2 separate regions of the Homo sapiens genome follow, and region 2 is linked to region 1. The links are chromatin loops, found by intact Hi-C in ENCODE. Cell type or tissue: PC-3. All regions are shown on one strand. Each heading gives the region's core, and the rest is flanking DNA. Links, peaks and the distances in the headings are about the cores only.

Evidence for each region. Peaks named below come from ENCODE experiments on the same cell type or tissue, not always from the same donor. Only the 100,000 strongest peaks of a DNase experiment are listed, where the experiment ranks them.
Region 2: a loop joins it to region 1, with 2.5 times the contacts of the local background. A loop is called at or near these places in 1 of 110 quality-filtered maps.

What each region holds. Positions count from the first base shown.
Region 1 is chr7:83,159,970-83,165,360 of GRCh38, reverse strand. PCLO (piccolo presynaptic cytomatrix protein) reads left to right here and starts at 2,477. Exons shown (of 25, transcript NM_033026.6): 1 at 2,477-3,016. The coding sequence starts at 2,769. RefSeq lists an enhancer at 2,555-2,624 and a silencer at 2,745-2,834. In PC-3, for the core only: no CTCF peak of the experiment used is centred there; a DNase peak (open chromatin) is centred at 2,380; H3K4me3 peaks cover 3,000 bases; H3K27ac peaks cover 1,351 bases.
Region 2 is chr7:82,942,775-82,948,165 of GRCh38, reverse strand. The region is part of intron 6 of PCLO (piccolo presynaptic cytomatrix protein); the gene reads left to right. Among named protein-coding and RNA genes, the nearest start is that of PCLO, 220 kb to the left of the region's middle. In PC-3, for the core only: no CTCF peak of the experiment used is centred there; a DNase peak (open chromatin) is centred at 2,485; H3K4me3 peaks cover 1,236 bases; H3K27ac peaks cover 1,432 bases.

The DNA of each region.
Region 1 (5,391 bases), core at 326-5,325:
TTATTATTATCATTATTATTATTAATTCTCTGATTCTTTCAGTTGATTGTGTAGTTCTTCTGCTGGTCTCATTGGGTTCATTGATGTCATTGTAGCCAGTAGGTAGCTCAGCTGGGGTAGGTTATGCTAAGGCGGTCGGGGGGGCGGGGGTCTCACTAAAGCCTCAGCTGAGATGGACGAAGCCGAGGCAGCTAGGATCCTCTCTCCATGTGTCCCACCTCCTTGGCTTCTTCAGAGCATGGAAGACTCAGTAATTTCCCAGGCTAGCCTGGTAACCATATACCACATTCTGATAACATATTTCTAGTTTACAAGTGCATTCACAGCTTTTTCTAATTTAGTTGTCACAACAAACCTGAGAGGTAGTAATGTTAGTAGTATTATTTTCTCTGTTCTTACAGTTGAGGAACCTCAACATCTGAAAAGTCAGTGACTTACCAATCCAAATAGCTGTAAGAATGCAGAGCTAGGATTTAAAACCAGACATCGTCAACAGAAAAAACCTGAAGTATAAGACATGCACACATGTACCCTTTCTCCAAAAAGCGGGTTCTAAATTCTAAACTCCATTTATAAAATGGTTGAATAAATAATGCTGATCATCTAAGTTATAACTTCATGACTTATTAATATTTTTCAATTTACAAATATTGTAAAGTGACAAAACTAATTTTATTACTTAATATTTTATACATTGTATGTCTATAGGAACACATTCTAAATACGAGTTTTTCTTTTATTTAAATTACAGATACACTTTGGACTAAGTATAAAGGAAAAAATTGATGGTTCAGATATTAAGAATTCAAAATTAAATTTATCAAACTTTTCACTAAAATACTTCTCGTGATTTTTCTCTCAAAATTGAGAAGCCAGTTTATAATCAGTTGTAACCTTACTTGAATTTCTTCCACTCTAACTGTAAATCCCACTTTAAAGTAGAGCTAACAAAAATGGCTGAGAGCAGCAATTCAGAAGTAACTCGGCCTTAACAAAAAATGAAGCGTCGGACCTTAAGCCACTGCAGGTTCTTGCTCCACTCAATGAACACAATCCTCTCTCACCTTCTGTTAGGAAGGAATATTAATTAAAGACCTTCATATGCACCTATATAAAAATTATAAGCCATATTGTCTATAGTTATACAATCGTATATATTCATACATACACAAAAATGCATGGACTTTTAAACATACGAAGGATGAGAATAGCTTGAGTTTTATTACTCATTACATCACACACAAAAGCAGTTACGGGTATTAATATACACTATGTCATTTTTTTTCGGCATTTGTTACAAAAGATGTTAGCATTTGGTTCCCTCATAAGAGACTGCATTATTTTTGTCATTTAAAAAAAAATCAGTTGTAATTATTCGTGCTTTTATACTGTAAAACTACAAATTCACTTTGGAAGGTAGAAGATCGAACTATGTAATGATTATTGCAAAAACCTGGACTTACTTTCTGAGCAACTTATTCATTTCTGTTTGATTTATTTATTCAGTCTCTATTACCTAACCTCAACAGTTGAGACATTAAGTTCACATTCTGAGGAAACGTAGGTAACAACATTGAGGCTGCAGATTCAGTGCTGAACAGTCCCGTCTAAGAAATGTAACAGCAAGAAAAGTGTAGGAGTGATAGTCGAAAGTGGGTCTCAAAAACTGGTTATTATGATAACGTGCTGCTAACCAATTGTGTGACTGTAACTTAACAGTCACACATTAAATGAACTTCGTGGGGTTCTTCTGTCCACATTTGTTAAAAAAGGGGCGGGGGAATAAAATCATGTTTTCAAACTTTCATACTAAAACATTTTAATATTTTTACAATCTCGATATTACTGCAGAACCCCACGTCCACAACTTCCCATAATCCTTTATTATTGTGTAGTCCCTCCCTTTAGGGAACTAGTTATAAGCACTCAAAACCTTAGCTGCTTACTAATATTGTATCATTTTAAATAATCTAATTAACAATTTAATTGTTCTGTGAAAGTTCTAAATGAAAAGGGCCATTCTTAGCTCCCTTGGGAAATGTGCCTCAAAGGTATCAGGGTCTCTCTTGCTAATCTTCAGTTACTTGAACCCTTTCCTAGAATGTTTTAAAACCTTCTTTTAAAGAAAATAAATGAAACTACAAATCCCAGGAGCCAAAGCTGAAAACAGACATTTCCTCTCCTGCCCCTCCCGCCCCCTTTAAATCTAGGTGTCTAGTAAGCTAAAACTCCAGTGAGGCATCCTGAAATATGCCTGAAAGAAACGTCGCCTGTTTCTTCCCTGTTTTTAGCCGGGCGTTCACTGGGCTCCTTTAAATCGGTGCTGAGAGCGAGGAAGGATCCGGAGCGACGCAGGATGGGGTGGGCGTGGGCCGCGGGCATCACCTGTTCCGAGAGGCGCCTGCGCACTGAGAGGGCGCGGGCGAGGAGGCGGTGCGCGGTGGGAGGGGCGGACGGCGCCCGGCTGGCACCGCTCAGATCTGCTTCTCCCCGGCTCGGGGCGCCGAGGCGGCGTCCGGGAGGTGTCTTCTGCAAAGGTTGCCTGGCGCTGTCCAACATGGAGGAGGCACCGGCAGCGGGCGTTACCTGCGAGCGGGACTAACCCCTGCCTGGCGTTCCGGGCGGCAGTGCCTGGTCCAGAGTCCAGGGACTCGGCTGCCTGCACGCCCCGAGGCGGACCCCGGCTCTGACTGCTCCCCTGGCCGCGGGCTTCTCGACTGGGACGCGGCGCGAGGAGGGAGCGCGGCGGCCCCGAGTCTCCCTGAGCCATGGGCAACGAGGCGAGCTTGGAAGGGGAAGGGCTCCCCGAAGGGCTGGCGGCGGCCGCAGCGGCTGGAGGAGGAGCTAGCGGGGCGGGGAGCCCCTCTCACACCGCGATCCCGGCCGGCATGGAGGCGGATTTGAGCCAGCTGAGCGAAGAGGAGAGGAGACAGATCGCCGCTGTCATGTCAAGGGCGCAGGGGCTGCCCAAGGGAAGCGTCCCCCCGGCCGCTGCGGAGTCGCCTTCCATGCACAGGCATGCACAGCATGATGTATATGTCCGGGCATATATGTACAGCTTCCCGTGCACATATGTGCCAGCCTGTATGTGCCAGCACGGCGGTACATATATGTCGCCTCCGTTCATTTTATTCTCCCCAGTGGGGTGGCCATAGAGAGATCCTAAGCCTTGTGATGGGCGGAATAAAAATGATGCATTGTAGAGTTTCTGGTGGGATAGTCAAGGGTTACATTCTTGGAACTGTGATTTTAGGTTGTGATTTTTGGCCTTTTGTAGCCCTTCCCCTCTAGGATGGCGTGGAGAGACGCCCTCCAGTGTTTTACTAATCTGGAAGTCTTCCATTAATACAACACGGACGTGTTAGGAAATGGATAGAGCTGGGTGTTTACCTGTCTCTGTTTAAACCTCTTGGCCATTGCGGGTCTTTTTCTCTGTGAATGATGTCTAAATATTTCTGTAACTTTAATCCCCTTGTAGGTGATTTGTCCTCTCTTGCCACCCCACCCCCAGAGGAGAGCAGAAGCTGTTTAGGTAGAAGGAATAGAATGAATATACCTTTTATATTCATTGAGGAACCCTAAAATATGTGTGGCATTAAACAGATGGTTTGGTCACAGCAGAGCAGGTGCTGTACATATATTTCTAAATTAGCATATGCTATTTTTAAGCCACTGCTCTGTTTTATGCAAAAGTGGCCTTCAGTTTAGGGAAGAACATGTGAATTTTATTACCTTAGAAAATAATTTTCAATACATACTTTTAAAAACAAAGCAAATAAATGGCAACTTGCATAGGCAAGTATAAGAGCTAATCAGTAATATGAATGTTTTCATTTCCGCCTGTAACTCTCCATTTTCCTTCATCCCAATAGATTAGTTGTTTTCTAATTAGAGTACTGAGAGGGGTATAATCATTGTGCCTGCCTTGCCTTTCTTACTGTAAACAAACCCTTTAACTTTGCACCCTCTAGTAGAGAACAGTTTTCTGTCCGTGGTTCTGAAACAATTCCTCTTTTATGACAACTGAAGGCAAACCTACAATTTTTCATTTGAGATACTGTAAGCACGAAAGACCTGGATATATAGGTGTAGATCCTTATCCTCCACTTTATAAAATAAAAAAAAAATTAACTTAGTCACTATCACGTAAGCATAATTTTGCCAAATAATTATAGGAGAAATGTAAAATGTTTTATGGATAGTGACAATATTTTCACATAAAATCTTAAATGCTTAAAATCTACCAGGTAAAAAGTCTGTTTATCTTGAAACTACTAGTACTAGTGAAAACTAGCCCCTTTATGTTAAATATGTTTTTCTGTGTTTTTAAACTAGTAATCCATGGGGCTATTTGGAAAAAGTCTTTCTTGTTCTCTTATCCAGTTTATGATATGTACTGTTTTCCTCTACTTGATGAAAACTTGACAAGAAAAAAAATTTAGTGTTCATTCAGTAGACTTTCACAGGATAATAACAAGGTATGATACTTTTATTAGCCTTTTAGAACTGTATGCCAGATCTTTTATATTTTTTCCTAAGAGGCACAAGCAACAGGTCTATCATGCTGGTTACCAATACCAGTTACAGTGAGATCTTTGATTTCTAGATTTCTAACTTTTCTTCTGTTTAGAAGGTGGCTGAGAAACATTATTTCCACCTATAAAACTGTTGCTTCATGCACTATTTGCATCAGATAGTATACTTTTAAAGCTCTCTATTGATAATTTTATTATGATGGAAATCTTATCAATAGTTAGTGTATGGCCCAAACAGTATTGGTGAAAACTTCATCCAAATACTAAAAAATAAATAATAATTTTCTGACCTTTGCAACTTACTCTTACATTTTACTGAAAGATTTCTATAAAAGGTACATAACTTTTTAAAAGTTATTTTCCCTATATATGGTTACCAAAGAAACATTTGGTTTTTCACTTAGACTTTTAAAGTTATAGAGTTATGTAAATTTAATTAATATAGGACGGCATACACAAATTATTTGAAGTTTTAAGCATTTAAGTGGTGTGAATTGAACATAGAATTTTAAAAATAAAGATTGACAGCATGGGTTTTTATCCTATTGATTTTGACCAACTCATAGCAAATTACAAATACTTCTCAATCAATGTGTCTCATGTTCCTTGCCTTTAAATAAGGCTACTAATACCTATCTCACCTGTCTTAGTCCATTGAGGATCAATTAAAAGTTGAGATGAATGTTTTTGTTTGAGTTGTAATTTACACAAACCCTACAAATGTAAAGAGTGGCAATATCGGTATCAGCAATGGGTGACACTGTCACCGATGGCTACAGACAAATTGTTGAATTGTACATTGTTTTTGGGTTATTTTGATGTGTCAGTTTTCTTTTACATGTGGAAAAATCAGTTC
Region 2 (5,391 bases), core at 70-5,069, 220 kb after region 1:
TTGTTTCCAGAATTTAATCTATTAATATAGTTGAAAAGTGATTTTTAAGTTAGTTATATAATGTGTAGGTATATATTTTTATAGGTTTGGCCTAGAAATTCACTTAAAGAGTTATGTGAACAACTTTGAAATATGATTTTTGGCAGTATTTTCAAAGTAATAGTGAAGACTTCTGTTATTAGAAAGAACAGGCTTTCCAGGTGGAATATTGACTATTTACATAATATGTATCCCTGTACCCTTAATTCAAATGAGCTCAGCTAAAAAAGAGTCTCAAGTTATCAATATTTTTTTCCTCACAAAGTATTCACTTTGGATTTGGAAATGTATCCACTTGGAAATTGATACAATGGGTTGTAAAGGTTGTATTACTGATTGTGTCAGAAATATTGATAAGCTAATCATAAAGGAAGTTGAGTAGAATTACCAAATAATACCCAGAATCTGAAAAACCCTAGGTGTTTTGAGCCTCAAAGCACAATTCATTGGTTCTTTTTTCCAGTTGGTCAAGTTAAATGCATTCTTTAATATGGAATAGTTGTATACAGATTCAAAGGTATTGTCTTATTACATGCACAGGTAGATCATTTTATACACAGGCAGTGTTGTTAACACTCTAGAGACTATGAGTCTAAGATGTGAATTTTATAATTTCTAGGCAAATGTCTAGACATACTTTGAGTCTATTTTAAAGTAAATAAATTAATTTCTTAATTATGAGTGTGAATTACTAAGTATTAACTATACTAAAAAAATAATTTTCTTAGGGATATTCATAGTGATGTGAATTTAAGAAGGCTAGCTCAGTAGTTTACAGGTTGTTAATTTTCACAGACCAGTAAGATTTAAAAAACTTACACCACTCAGTAGGCACTGAAACAACACAGTGACACACATAATACACTGTAAAAGATAAGTTTTATACTCTGTCAGATTCTGAATCAATCTGTTCTCCTGAAAGTGTCAGGAGAGGTTGCAAAGAAGAGGTCTGAGTCATGAAGATTGAGACCTCTGCTGGACCATGGAGAGAAAAATGGAGGTCATTGTAACTAGAGGGAATAAATGGACAAAGTTTCAGATTGATGAACAGACATAAAGCAAAGAGGGGGAGAAAAGGGTTTACTGTAAATACAATCAGAAAGGCAAGTGAGGGCCAGATCACTGGAGATCTAATCTGCTGCCTTACAAAGTTTGGATTTACTTCCTGTGGCTATGAGGATCATAGACCAGAGCCACCATCATCTTTTATTTACAATGTGCACAGCCCTTAGGCTCCTTCTACACTTGCCCTTACTGCCATCAGTTCTCTAAACAGCTCCTAAGTGATTTTCTAAAATGTACATCAGATTATGTTACTTGCAGCACAGTTTAAACTCTATTAGGATCTCATCAAATTCAAAATATATTAGAAATTTCTTAACAAGGCTATATGTGATGTGATCTCTGCTTGTTTCATGACCTCATTGATCACTCTCCAGACTTTCTCCCCTCCTCACTCTGCTCCGACCACAGGCCATGCTGTTCTTTGGATGGGCCAACCTTGCCCCCACCCAGGGCACGAGTCTGTGCCTCTATCTCCCCAGATATACGTATGCTGACTCCTACATACAGATTTCTGCTCAAATTTTACCTCCACAGAGAGACTTTTCTTAATTTGTTCTCTAAAGAAGTCTGCTTATTACTATAAATCTCTATTTCTGCCTCTAAATTTGTATATATTACTTATTAAATACATTATATTGTGTATTTAATTGAATATTATCTTTCTTCTCCAGTAGAATATAAGCTCTACAAGAGCAGGAATTTTGCTTCTCTTGCCACTATAGTCCTAAATGCCTGACTAGTGCCTGGCATGAAGTAGGTGCTCAACATTGATTGAATAAATTTATTAAAGGGAAGATTATAATCATAGAAGGAATGGGAAAAGATTTATATTGAAAAGACTCTGGCTGCTTATCTTTTCATTGCTGTACTTGGACAATGAAATCTTAGCAAGTCTTGTTGATAATCTAAGTTAATATGTCCCTTATTTAAAGTATCACTTTCACTTTGTTTATTTTTATATAGGCATCTGAAACACTGAATACAGGTTGAATGGTGTTTAGCTACTAGCAAGCCCTTACAGATAAGACAAGTCCCCGAGTAGTCTAGTGATTTTATGATGGCTCCTTACTAAACCCGTGCCCTGACTCTATATTTCATAGTTCTTATCCTTTTATTAGTTTCTGCTGAGACATATTAAACATTTCCTAATTATTTATTCTTAATTCAGTGTCATGCTTGATTTTTTTAAATCTTGGCATTTCCTCTTCTGTCCTTAAAATTCCAGTTTAAATCTCCATCAATTAGGTTTATACGTTTTTAAAATTCAATTCTTGCTTGTTTTCACTCATTACCTTATTCATTACTCTTTTCCAGACGTGGTGATAAACTGTAAAGGTACAGGATGAATCAGAGAGGCAGGTTTCATGCTTGACTTCCTACCACTAGGATCATTTTGTTGTTATTGCTCATGCATTGTATCAGTTTGCTAGCGCTCTCATAACAGTACCACAAACTGGGTGGCTTCAACAACAGAAATGTATTCCTTCTGTATGTGTCTACCTCTGTTCCCAAATTTCCCTTTTATAAGGATACTACCATATTGATTTAGGCCTACTCTAATGACCTCATTTTAACTTGATTACCTCTGTAAAGACCCTATGTTCAAATAGGTTCACATTTTGAGATATCAAGGGTTAAGACTCCAATATATCATTTTTTTGGAGGAGACAAAATTCGACCCATAAAATATATCCAAGCACTATATTGTACTTTTTGTTTGCTCACAGCCAAATATGGAATGATATTTTATTTGTTTTGGGTATTTTTCAAGACCCTGTCAGTCTGATATCAAATTTTATTTGTTGACATTTACGTAACCGGACAGTTTTATCTTGCAGCCTACTTACTCTTACAAATTTAATTGTTTAGCTCTGAGTAAAAATGGAAAAACATTACCGCCTGTTTCCTTAAATCTTTCACTTTACTCCACAGAAAAAAAAAATCCCAAGAGACACAAACACAGTCAGAATTTATTTCTTCTGGGTTTAAGCTTGCTCCCTAGGTATGACTTAGTAATACTGTATTTTCATCATGATTTAGCAAAAGCACAGGAAGAAGTGTACATTTTAATGAAAGGTGGCATGTGGACAGTGATTTTTATTAATTTATCAGTAGAACTCTTCTTCATTTGGAATATTTTATGTAAGAGAGAGTTAAAAATGGGTAGAATCAGAATGATCAAAGGTTTATTTGTAAAGATTAAGTGAATAAGGTTTATTACCTTCCCATCACCAAGTCTGACAATTGTGGATATCCAGCAATGTGGATTCTCTTTTTCTCAGATGGACATTTGGCAAATATCTGTGTTTCTTCAGTAAAAAGTCACCAACTATCATTAAAGAGCTTTACTTTATGGGTTGGTAGAAATAATTCTCAAAAGTTCCGGTAACTGTATCTTTCATATTCTTTGGAGTATGTAATGTTGCTTCTCTGGAAATTGCCGACTCCTATACCTGGTAGCCATTTTTGAATTTATTTTTTTGAGTCATGAGGTCTTCTTGACTGACCTGTCTTAAATTAGTACTCTATCTCTATGGCCTTCTTTATTTTCCTCCATTTTGCCTATCATCATCTAAGATACTATATCTGTTTTTGTTGTTGTTATTTTATTTATTGTCTTTCCTCCCTCACCAAAATTTATGGGTTTTTGTTTAATATCTTTACTGCTGTATACCCAGTGTCCAGAAAGATACCTGACTCATAATAGGTGCTCTATAATAATAATTTAACTTGATTAATTAATGAGCCAAAGGACCTCTTTATCCATCAAATAATTTTCAATTTTGCAGGATTCATAAATCCCTCACTCCCACATGAAACAAAAAATAAAAACAAAGCAAAAGCTAACAAAACCGTATTCATCCTCCCACTATTCATTTTGTGTAATTCAATGTTACTTTTTTTTTTTTTTTTTTTTTTTTTTTATGGATTCTTGTTCCGTTGCCCAGGCTGGAGTGTAATGACACGATCTCACTTCACCTGCAACTCCTGGGTTCAAGTGATTCTCCTGCCTCAGCCTCCCGAGTAGCTGGGATTACAGGTGCTTGCCACCCCGCCCAGCTAATTTTTTGTGCTTTTTAGTAGAGATGTTGGCCAGGCTGGTCACGGACTCCTGACCTCAGGTGATCCACCCGCCTCGGCCTCCCAGAGTGCTGGCATTACAGACGTGAGCCACCGCACCCAGCCCAGTGTTACAATTTTTACTTCTGTTTCCTCTGTGCTTTTCTTCCATTTCGTACATGGACCACACTACACTTTCTCCATTTATTTCCATCTAGTATTTTTGTGTATCTATGGATTATCTCTAGTACCATGTTTATGACAATTCCATAAACCAGAGCTCCAAAATGCCTTCCTTACACCCTTTCTCTTTCTTCTGCACAATGAGACTGATTTACATCCTACCCCAGATGATCAATAACTTCAATCAGGAAGGTTAGTGTAGCATGCTCTCTACAGAGTCGGGGAGAAAAGTGACATTATCTATTGCATAGCAATGTAAATTCCAAGAATTTGTTTAGAGCTAGTAGGTACCTAATTTATTTCAAGATTTATGTATCTTAAAGTATAAGAGTTTTCTTAGTGATTTTTCTATCAAAAAAATTAGTTTGTATATTTAAGAAATATCACATTTTGGCAATGATAGTACACACTACTTTTTGTGCTAAAAAAAAATTAGCTACAATTAAAATGTTATCACCTCTCTGTGGCCTTAAAAGTACATAGGCTATTAATTGTTGAAGCTATTTCATCCCCTTAGACTTGTTCAACAATTTTAGAAAGTTTTTAGTAATAGGCAAACTTCTTATTAAAATCTTTTTGTTCTAGTGTTTAAGCCAGGATCCTATTGCAAAGCAGATGGCATTCATGAGCTGATTTTTACAAGAATATGCTTTGCTCCACTGATTGCTGTTTTGATAGCTATTTTTAAAATTTTTGGAATCCTTTAATGTCTATTTCTGAAAGTAATTTCCATAACCTAAATTGAGAAATTGTATTTCTGTCAATTCTTCCAGAGTATAATGATTTAAGAAATAATGGCTCTGGTGGCCAAATGTGATTTGAATAATAATAATATTTATTAGGGGTTATTTTTCATTATTCTCTTTGAAAAGCAATATAAGAAAGCAATCTATTAAAACTAACTTTAAAACTGTTTTATAATGGTGGTATTTATGTATGTCAGAAAAAAATAATCATATATTAAAGATTAGCTTTGTAAATAATAGAAGCCTCATCTTTCTATAGCTCTTACCTTCTTCATTACTAATGTTTTCTCATGATATT